2 separate regions of the Homo sapiens genome follow, and region 2 is linked to region 1. A link is a contact called in ENCODE Hi-C or POLR2A ChIA-PET data. All regions are on one chromosome and are shown on one strand. Each heading gives the region's core, a stretch centred on a gene start or an enhancer-like site at or near the end of the contact. The rest is flanking DNA. Distances are from core to core; before and after follow the strand shown.

Region 1 (5,561 bases), core at 206-2,705:
ATTCAGTATTTTTTACCAAATTCAATATAATTTTTCTCTCTCCCCTTCTTCAGACATTACTTGTTTTTACTGTCATAAATTATTTGGTAGAAAAGCAATATATTACCTGAATATGTAAGAAATATTATTAGAGACTAAATATATATGGCTATAAATATCTTTTTATTTACCGAAGTGTAGTCTAATTATGTTTTAATTTGGTCCATTTACTGTTTTACTACCAAAATGAAAGTCTACATCATAGATACTATTTTATTACTTTCTTCTGTCTTTGCTATTGTGACATTAGTCTTTATTTGAAGACATTTCCTGGCATGCTTAGTAATTTTTCAGAATGGGAAAATGTGTGTTTGAGCATAATTATTTTTGGTATTGAAATTACCATATTTTTTCATATTGGACTTTTTATGTATAAGGCTACACCCAGTAATTAACTATCTTTATCTTGGAAGGAATCACAAGCATTATAATTTATAACACTGTCCCCATAAGCTTCATCCCCCCACTCTCCTGTATGCCACATACATACTCCACAGCCTCAAAATGGGATAGAATATTAATAGTGGCACTAGTAGTTTAATAGCAGCACTGTTAGCATATCATAAGCCAGAATTGTTATTAAAGTGGTTAGGTATTTGGCTTAGAAGATTAGCCTAGATGATAGCAAAATTATTTTAGGAAGGGAGATATGTTTCTTGTCCTTAAAGTAGATAATCCTATGTGTGTAGGTGTGTGTGTGCGTTGTGTGTTTAATGCTGTATTGGAGTTCCTCAAATCATTCTTAGAAAAATTATGTTTGAGACCAACCTAGCTGCCTTTTGAAAATAGGGTATTCAAGTACAAAGTGCACTCATAAATATTAAGAATCCTAGATTCTAGTTTTAGCTCTGGACCTTATTTAAGCTAGTTTATTAAGCTAGCTCTTAGTTGGCTTAATTTCTGATGTGTAAGGGATAGTGAAGCTTGTAAAGATTCAGTGAATATTTATGAGAGGAAAGGAACACTACATTCAGTGAATGGAAGTATTCACTTAGAAACAATTCTTAAACAGATTAAAAGAAAGCAAGTTTGATATGGTAAATATGGTGGTTTGAGTCATCTGGCTAGTCACTTGATAAATAGTATTTCTCTTATCATTTCTGAGCAGTATTTGTTTTTATAATAAAAGTGTTTTGTAGGTGAAACATTTATCCAAAAACAAATTTCTTCTATATTTCCAACCTTTTATCTTCTGTATGGATACATTTATTTTTCTTTAACATATTTCAACTTTAGACTTCTAAGTAAGTGATTTATAATTATGATATATGTATTTCTAGGTATGTAACCACTGAAGTACACACACATGACATGGAGCCGTCAACACCAGATACTCCAAAAGAGAGTCCCATTGTACAGTTAGTTCAAGAGGAGGAAGAGGAGGCAAGTCCATCTACAGTGACCCTTCTGGGCAGCGGTGAACAGGAAGATGAATCATCACCCTGGTTTGAGTCAGAGACACAAATATTTTGCAGTGAACTGACCACAATTTGTTGTATTTCTAGTTTTTCAGAATACATATATAAATGGTGTTCAGTTAGAGTTGCTCTTTATCGGCAGCGCAGCCGAACTGCTTTGAGTAAAGGAAAAGATTATCTTGTGTTAGCTCAACCACCCTTACTACTTCCTGCGGAATCAGTAGATGTTTCAGTATTGCAACCTCTGAGTGGAGAATTGGAAAATACGAATATAGAAAGGGAAGCTGAAACTGTTGTTCTGGGTGATTTAAGTAGTAGTATGCACCAGGATGACTTGGTGAATCACACTGTAGATGCAGTTGAACTTGAACCAAGCCATTCTCAAACTCTTTCTCAGTCTCTTCTTTTAGATATTACCCCAGAAATCAATCCCTTGCCTAAAATAGAAGTATCTGAGTCTGTTGAATATGAGGCAGGACATATACCATCACCAGTGATTCCCCAAGAGAGTTCTGTTGAGATCGATAATGAAACAGAACAAAAGTCTGAGAGCTTTAGTTCTATAGAGAAACCATCTATTACCTATGAAACAAATAAAGTTAATGAGTTAATGGATAATATTATAAAAGAAGATGTGAACTCCATGCAAATTTTCACAAAGCTGTCTGAAACAATAGTGCCACCAATAAATACAGCCACTGTACCCGACAATGAAGATGGGGAAGCCAAAATGAATATAGCTGACACAGCAAAGCAAACTTTGATTTCTGTTGTGGATTCTTCTTCATTACCTGAAGTAAAAGAAGAAGAACAGTCTCCAGAAGATGCCCTTTTGAGAGGGTTACAGAGGACAGCTACAGATTTTTATGCTGAATTGCAAAATTCTACAGATCTAGGATATGCTAATGGAAATCTTGTACATGGATCAAACCAAAAGGAGTCAGTATTTATGAGACTTAATAATCGTATTAAAGCCTTAGAAGTTAACATGTCTCTCAGTGGTCGCTATCTGGAGGAGCTTAGCCAAAGGTAAGCTTTATTATGAATTAGCACAGTCAGCTTCACACAGTGAGTTAAGCAGCATAGAGTATGACCTGTGATTACAGGAGAGGATTTAATTATCTCATGATATAATAGAGGTAAGCGCAATTTTAGCAAGAGAGAGAAAGAAAGCTACTTGAATGCTGATCAGTGCCTTAATGAATTGATTTTTTGTTTTTAATTTTAAAAGTACTTTCCAGTGACAAAACACTTTTATTAGGCTGGCAACAAGTTTGAATTATCTATACTCACTTTCACCTTTTTTCGGTTGCTTAACTTTAGCCACTTTTTCTGCTTGATTCCCAGAGGGCTCATGGAAAAAAATGATAGTATATAGACCTTAAAGCTTTTAGTGGAATTTGACCAGATATCACTTAAGAGTTTAGATAAGTGAAGACAGAGATGGACTGAACTGGATGATTGGGCACATTTGCAGTTTGCTCTCTTTTAAACAGGTCTCGGCATCCTAGTTCTAGTTGTAATAATTTCTGCTTTTAAGTGCCAGAGACAGTGCCAATTCATTAAGACACCAGGCCTGGCTTTTTAAACCTATTTACTCTTTTTTTTATCCTCTGTGTGTCCATTGTCTGTCCTTAGGGCTTCTCTACCAACGTTTTGCAAACATCTAGGCACAAGTGTCCAGAGTTCCTGAAACACCACCTTTTCTTACATCTCTTAAATTGAAATGCCACTAATAAGGTGTCACCAAGGCAGTCTTATATCTGAAGTAGGAAATTTTTCTAATCCATACATAGAATTAATTGGCTAATCATGTGTGTGTGTGTGTTCATGTGTAACATGCCCACTTAGCTACCCCATACCTGCTCTTACTTTTCCCTACCTCCATCTGCATCCCAAGGGAACCACAGAAATTACTAAATTTTACATAGCAGAAGATAAATAGAATTGTATTGCATAGGCCTGAATAAGAGTCACTTTCAGAAAAATAGATTTGTCTCATATATCAAAATCAGAAGTATGTTTCCATTACTAAGTGGAATAAGTAAGAAATTAAAGCTGATTTAGACCAATTCTTACTTCATAGGTACCGAAAACAAATGGAAGAAATGCAAAAGGCTTTCAATAAAACAATCGTGAAACTTCAGAATACTTCAAGAATAGCAGAGGAGCAGGTTGGTTTCTACATCCCTTATTTACTTTTTATATAAATTTCCACTGAATTCTGTAGGGTCTCACTGGTAAACAGTAAGTATTGTAGTTTCACTTTTTCCCCCTGCTAGCTGGTGTTTAAGCCTGTTATATTAATGTGATGTCATGTTTGGAAAGTTACATAGCTATTAGCATCATTATCTTCTGTAGAGAAAGATTTGTTTAATTTTTTTTTTAATTATACTTTTAAGTTCTAGGGTACATGTGTACAACGTGCAAGTTTGTTACATATGTATACAAGTGCCATGTTGGTGTGCTGCTGCTGTACCCATTAACTCGTCATTTATATTAGGTATATCTCCTAATGCTATCCCTCCCCCCTCCCCCCACCCCACAACAGGCCCTGGTGTGTGATGTTCCCCACCCTGTGTCCAAGTATTCTCATTGTTCAATTCCCACCTATGAGTGAGAATGTGCAGTGTTTGGTTTTCTGTCCTTGTGATAGTTTGCTCAGAATGATGGTTTCCAGCTTCATCCATGTCCCTGCAAAGGACATGAACTCATCCTTTTTTATGGCTGCATAGTATTCCATGGTGTATATGTGCCACATTTTCTTAATCCAGTCTATCATTGTTGGACATTTGGGTTGGTTCCAAGTCTTTGCTATTGTGAATAGTGCCACAGTAAACATACGTGTGCATGTGTCTTTATAGCAGCATGATTTATAATCCTTTGGGTATATACCCAGTAATGGGATTGCTGGGTCAAATGGTATTTCTAGTTCTAGATCTCTGAGGAATCGCCACACTGTCTTCCACCATGGTTGAACTAGTTTACAGTCCAACCAGCAATGTAACAGTGTTCCTATTTCTCCACATCCTCTCCAGCACCTGTTGTTTCCTGACTTTTTAATGATTGCCATTTTAACTGGTGTGAGATGGTATCTCATTGTGGTTTTGAATTGCATTTCTCTGATGACCAGTGATGATGAGCATTTTCTCATGTGTCTGTTGGCTGCATAAATGTCTTCTTTTGAGAAGTGTCTGTTCATATCCTTTCCCTACTTTTTGATGGGGTTGTTTGATTTTTTCTTGTAAATTTCAGTTCTTCGTAGATTCTGGATATTAGCCCTTTGTCAGATGGGTAGATTGCAAAAATTTTCTCCCATTCTGTAGGTTGCCTGTTCACTCTGATGGTAGTTTCTTTTGCTGTGCAGAAGCTCTTTAGTTTAATTAGATCTCATTTGTCAATTTCAGCTTTTGTTGCCATTGCTTTTGGTGTTTTAGTCATGATGTCCTTGCCTATGCCTATGTGCTGAATGGTATTGCCTAGGTTTTCTTCTAGGGTTTTTATGGTTTTAGGTCTAACATTTAAGTCTTTAATCCATCTTGAATTAATTTTTGTATAAGGTGTAAGGAAGGGATCCAGTTTCAGCTTTCTACATATGGCTAGCCAGTTTTCCTAGCACCATTTATTAAATAGGGAATCCTTTCCCCATTTCTTGTTTTGGTCAGGTTTGTCAAAGATCAGATGGTTGTAGATGTGTGGTATTATTTCTGAGGGTTCTGTTCTGTTCCATTGGTCTATATCTCTGTTTTGGTACCATTACCATGCTGTTTTTGTTACTGTAGCCTTGTAGTATAGTTTGAAGTCAGGTAGCATGATGCCTCCAGCTTTGTTCTTTTTGCTTAGGATTGTCTTGGCAATGTGGGCTCTTTTTTGGTTCCTTATGAACTTTAAAGTAGTTTTTTCCAATTCTGTAAAGAAAGTCATTGGTGGCTTGATGGGGATAGCATTGAATCTATAAATTATCTTGGGCAGTATGGCCATTTTCACGATATTGGTTCTTCCTACCCATGAACATGGGATGTTCTTCCATTTGTTTGTGTCTTCCTTTATTTCCTTCAGCAGTGGTTTGTAGTTCTTGAAGAGTTCCTTCACATCCCTTTTAAG
Region 2 (5,919 bases), core at 68-2,567, 82 kb after region 1:
TTCCATTACCAATATTATGACCAGTGTTACACTCATCCAAATTTCTATAGATGTCATGGTTACTTGTTTTTGCCTGGGGGCAGAGAAGTGGCATAGTGGAAAGGACATAGACTTTGGACTAAAAACTTAGATTAAAACCTTCATTCTTCCACTTACGAACTATGCAATCTCTGGGCAGATCCCCTTTCATTAATGGACAACCCAGACCAAACCACCTGCATCTTCCAGACCAAACAAGGTGAAAACTTTTTGTTTTACCCCTCACTATCCCCAGCTCTGACTGCGTTTCTCGTTTCCCAGGAGAGACAAACATCTGGACAGACTGTCTCCATGCACATGGGCTCCATTTCCATCACCAGAATTTCTCTGGTTCAGGTTTCTCATGTGACATTCAAGTGTCATCTCCTCAGGTATCCTAAATAGAGTCCCCTCCTTTTGTCATTATTTTATGGTTATTTTTTTCTTTCTTAGTACTTACCAAAACTTGTGATTATATATATTTTGACCACTTTAAAAATATTTGTTTTTTTCCACTGGAATAAAATTTCCAAAAGCAAGGTTTTTTGGGTTTTTTTCAACCTTGTTTACCACTCCATCCACACAAACTCACCTAGTGCTTGACACACATTAGAAACTCAATATATATTTGTTGACCTTAGTTATAAGGCAGGTGTCTCTTGGCTTATATATGTGCATATGTTTTTAGGAGTACTCTGAATCTATATTAGTGACACATCTTGAATGTGTGTGAGTGGTTATCCAGCATTGAGTAAATTATCCAGTGGTATTTTGAGGTTACAGATTGAAAAAAACTAATGCATTCTAATTCATGGCATTGGAAAACAACAAGGATATATTTGGTCCTTGGCATTACCAGGAGTTAGGGCAGAGACAAGGAAAACTGCTGGGTCACCAGAGGTAAAACTGTCATTTAGAGTATATTCAAATACTTGTCTAATAAATTAATGAACAAAACCAAAGTTTCACTTTGGAATGTGTCATCTGCTCTCCCTAAAACTTTTGTATTTATTCATCTGCTCTGGAGGGTCAGGTTCCTGAGCTGGTGCTTCCTGGAGAAAGTCTGATAGGTACATTTACCTTTCCTTTGGCTGGATGCTGGTCTGTATTCTAGCCCTCAGGGTGAAATCCTCCTCATCCTGTCTTTCCTCTTTTGGCTTCAACCATCAAGTATGCCAGTTCCAAAGGGTCATAGGAAGTTTGCTAGACCATGATTCTTTTGCTAATGGACCCTTCTAGATAATGGTACCACAGCACAGAGGAAGTGGGAAAGGGGCTGGGCATTCTGAGCTGACATGATGCCATCGGCTGGTAGTGATACTACTGGCACTTTCATCTTCCTAAGTCTGAGCTGTACTAGGACGCCTCTGGGACTTTCTGAAGGTAGGATTGTAGCTCGCTATGCTTCACTGATTCCAGAGAAGAGATATTGACTGTCCGTTTGGAACTTTGATTTTTTTTTAACCTCAGTTGGAACATAAGAAATGTAAAAAATTAAAAACTTTTAAATATGTTTATTGAAAATTGGATTGGCATTGTTCCTCTATGAAATGCTAAATCCAAAGTAGAACACTCCAGACAAACACATACGTAAAGGGTGCTTCTAGTTCAGTAGTTTGAGGTTTTCTTTTTTTTTTTTCTTTTCAAGCAACCAAAAACACATGAAACTCACCTCTTTTCTCAGTCCCCCAAAGTGGTGACTTTGTCGTCTCTGAAGTAGGTTTTGACTTACCACAGCTTAACAGGAAAAGAGCTCTATTGTGGGGGCATCATTGTGAGTGTGACTTACGTGAAACAGTTGCTCATAGAAAGAGAAGAATTGGTGAGAGAAGCTGCCTGCCTCTCCCAAAGCCATGGTATAAATTTCCTCAGCGGGTTAAGCCCTAGACTTTCCCTGGTCCTTATCTAAGGAAGTGTGAAGGCCACATGTTGAATGAGTTACATTTTTCTAAGGGGTCTGGGTAAGTTCTTGTGTTTGTAGAGATAAATTTTTGCATTCTGATTTTTTTTTCTTTCCCAAGGTTTTGGATTATCCAAAGACAGAATGAGGTGATTCTTAAAAAAGGAGATTAGAACCCCATTCTTTGTGGAGGAGGGTTCAGAAATAAATCCTATTTAGAAATAATATAGTCATTGACAGTACCAGGGACCTTTGGGATTCACTGGGAAGCCAACCTGCCTTGGCAATGTAGATAGCTAAGTGGGTATTCTGTCCTTACAGGTTCACCCAGAAGATAGGAAAGATTCACCCCAGTGATGACTTTTCACTTTTACCAAAGCTTCCCCTTTACTGGGAAACATTTTTCCAGAGTTCTGACTGGTACATCTTCAGAAAAAGGGCAATGCAGATATTCCTCCTCCCCTACTTGGAGGTTCCTTCAGCCCTAAGGGATCACTCTTTTCTTCTAATTCTCCATAGAATGACATAAGCCTCATTTCACATTCTGGGGAAAGTTTAGTCTTCAGGTTTTTTGAGGATGTCAGGGTAGACCCTTATTCCCTTGGGCAATCCACATTATTGCAGGTTTCCTGGCTTTCACTGGTTTCTGCAGTGGATATGCTGTCTGCATTCCTGACACTCCCACTGTGGAATGCCTTTATTGCCTTCCAGGCATTACTACCACAAGTTGCTGTGCATAAAGTTAACTGAAGGTTTGAGGCAATGGAGACACATTACCTTATGACACACACAGAATAAACTACACCTAAAAATGAGTGTTAGACATCATCACCATTCCCCAAATTTGCTACAAATATCTCCTTAAGCATACCATTAAAAATTCTAGTATTTGAAATAGCATAATTCATTCATTCATTTACTCATAGTATAATTCATTCATTCATTTACTCATTCAACAAGTGTTTATTGAATGTCTACCAGAAACTTCCTTAGGTACTGTGGATACAATCATATGAATGAAATCCCTTATAGCATTGTATTTTAATGGAGAGACGGTAGACAATAAAAAAGCAAATAAATATTTAATAAGTCATGTGGTAGGAAGTGCTAAAAAGAAAAACAAGGTAAGGCAGTAGGGAGTGATGGAAGAAGGATGTTTGTATGACAAGTCGTGAAAGAACAAGCCACATGGACATCTAGGAAAGAGCACACCAAGCAGAGAAACTGCAAGTGCAAAATCTTAAGACCAAAAGGCTTTGTACATTGGAGTGAGCTGGCAGGAAACAAAATTGAAGAGGTATTCAGGGACCAAATGGTGTAGGGCCCTGGAAGCTTTGAAAAGCAGTGTGGATTTTATTCTAAGTGTGATGGAAAGTCATTAGAGGACCGAGAGCAGAGAGTGAAATGACCAAATTTACAGTGTAAAAGGACTATTCTAGTTGCTTATGGAGAACAGACTGTGGTGGGTCAAGACTGAGTTGGGAGACTAGTAAAAAGGCTACTTCAGCAACCTAGATGAGAGATCATGGTGGCTTGAACCAGGGTGTTGAATGTAATAAAGTGGTTAAGAAGTACTTTTGATACCAGAGTTAACTAGATTTGCTAATGGACTGGATGTGGGAGTGGGTGAAATGATAATTCTCTGATTTTTGGCCCAATTAACATGTGTGTGTAAACGTATGTGTGTGCATAAACATGTATTCTGGGTGGATATTGGTGCCACTCTATTGTGTTGGGGTTTTGCTGCTGTCATGTTGGAGGCACAGTCTGTGATAGAGGCAGAGAACTCTGTTTCCTGCTACACATTACTGAGTTTGTACCAAACCTGAAACTGCCACCCCAGTTGCCAAATATCACTCATCGCAGATCTTGGATTCAGAAGTAATCATTAGAAATAATATTAGGTGCCCTCCCTTCTAAGATGGAAGTCCTCTTTGCCACATTTCCAACAGATGGCCACACAACCTCTGCTTGAAAACTTCCTGGAGAAGGGGCTCAGTGAAACATGAGGGAGCCCATTCTGCACTGGACTATATTATTACACTATAGGATATTCTTTCTTAGATTTAATTGAAATCCTCCATATGGTAAGTTGCAAACACTGGCCATAGTTTTTTGCTGCCTCATACAGCATTTAATAGCTTACAAATCTCTCTCCTCTACCTTATCTTGTTCAAATTTCACTACAATCCCGTAAGGTAAATTGTTATCCTCATTTTATACATGAAAACAACTGAAAGGTGACATAGCGAATAAATGGTGCTGCAACTTCATCCTAGTCATCTAGACCTAAAATTTATCTTTAGAGTTTCCATATGCAAAGAGACTTCTTAGAATTATGCCTTATAATACGGCACTCACCATAAGCCTCATTCCATTAATTTTCAGTGACACCTCTTATTTTACGTTCATCTCTTTGCTTTTCAATTTCAGTCTCACTTTGCCTAATATCTATAACTCTGCACTATATAACATAAATATGATAATATATTAATAAATATATATTTGATATCAGGACCTAATAGATAGTGGTCTTCTTTAGTCTCTTCTTTAGTTACTTCCTGACAGTTACTAGTTTCTCCCTCTCTCTCTCTCTCTCTCCTGTGATCTAACTGAATTGCCCCTATTGCCTCCATGCCACCAATAGCATCCTAGTTTTAATAAGAGAAGAAGGAAAGAAATTGAGCTTGCGATCAGAGGGCCTGTGTTTGAGTCCAGCCCCTGCTACTCAACTAGCTATGTGTGTGACCTTAAGTAAGTCACATGAACATCTTGAGACTCACTTATCCCCTCTGTAAAATGAGGAAGCTGATTTCTATTCTTACGACTTTATAGGAATGTTGTTAATGCCAAATGGAATGAAGCCAGTTTGTGACTGGGAAATGCATTCCTGAAGGTAGGTCAGTGGAATTGCTATATTCCTCAGCAACTTTCCTGATAGAGTCATTGTTAAAAAAATTCTGACTGTTCAATATTCCCACAAAATTGACCATCCAAAATTGACCTACCACACATAAAATCTCATCAACCATAAAAAAGCCAGTTAGGAACAATGGGTAGGTAAATCTCACTCTCTGGGTATAAAAGAATACTATCTCACATTGGCATAACCATTAAAAATATCTTCTCATACCTCTAGTCTTTATTGTTTTTTTAATGTGAAATAATACACAGAAAAGCAGCTGTGGGTATGTGTCATATGCTCTATAAATGTTACTTGAATACATTAATATATTTTGTGCTAATTGTATGCACAGATTAATATGATTAGCCGTTGTTTTTTTGAGACAGAGTCTTGCTTTGTTGCCCAGGCTCAAGTGCAGTGGCATGATCTCAGCTCACTGCAATCTCCACCTCCCGGGTTCAAGTGATTCTCTTGCCTCAGCCTCCCGAGTAGCTGGGATTATAGGTGCCTGCCATCATGCCCAGCTAATTTTTGTATTTTTAGTGGAGACGGTGTTTCACCATGTTGGCCATGCAGGTCTTGAACTCCTGAACTCAAGTGATCCTCCTGCCTCGGCCTCCCAAAGTGCTGGGATTACAGGCATGAGCCACTGTGCATGGCTTGATTAGCCTTTTTGATGCCTATATTTTAATCCTGAAACAAAATTAAATAGGGTGATATTTAAATGTTTGACTGGGGTAACATAATGCTTAAACTCATTGTTATCCTTATACGTAGTTAAAGCTTTCACTCCACCCAGGACATCCCAGGGGATGTGAACTGCTGAGGAAATCCCCCTCCTCCAGTGCTGCTTGCCACAGAGGGAATAAAACTTCTTGGTTCTTGTGTTGCAGCCCTGGCTTTTGGTGGGTGAACCACTTCAAAGACAATGTGAGTTGAAGTAAGAGACATTCTGGATATTTTCAAGCTTTTAGTGTCCACACATGTAAAACACTGAACGCAAGACAAGAATTTTTGCCAAGGAGAGTAGAGAATCAGATAAGCATCTACTGACATTGCAAACGTTTCTCTGGGCCAGGATGTTTTAGTTTTATTT

Evidence for each region. Hi-C counts contacts between places; a loop is a spot of excess contacts on that map. ChIA-PET counts read pairs that join two places held with the same protein, here RNA polymerase II (POLR2A). Pooled maps may share reads with other maps.
Region 2: a pooled map shows a loop between it and region 1 (2.7-fold over the local background). The contact joins two enhancer-like sites. A Hi-C loop is called at or near these places in 7 of 50 pooled maps. POLR2A ChIA-PET finds 5 or more read pairs at or near these places in 3 of 52 experiments (BJ, H1 and activated T-cell).

The regions. Positions count from the first base shown.
Region 1 is chr1:172,587,441-172,593,001 of GRCh38, forward strand. It overlaps SUCO (SUN domain containing ossification factor), which reads left to right. Exons shown (of 24, transcript NM_014283.5): 18 at 1,320-2,486; 19 at 3,544-3,631. Among named protein-coding and RNA genes, the nearest start is that of SUCO, 57 kb to the left of the region's middle. Within about 2 kb of position 1,456, at least 6 of the 41 ENCODE cell types and tissues checked have a DNase peak (open chromatin) inside an H3K27ac peak, as active enhancers do.
Region 2 is chr1:172,669,199-172,675,117 of GRCh38, forward strand. No RefSeq gene overlaps it. Among named protein-coding and RNA genes, the nearest start is that of FASLG, 13 kb to the left of the region's middle. Within about 2 kb of position 1,318, at least 3 of the 41 ENCODE cell types and tissues checked have a DNase peak (open chromatin) inside an H3K27ac peak, as active enhancers do.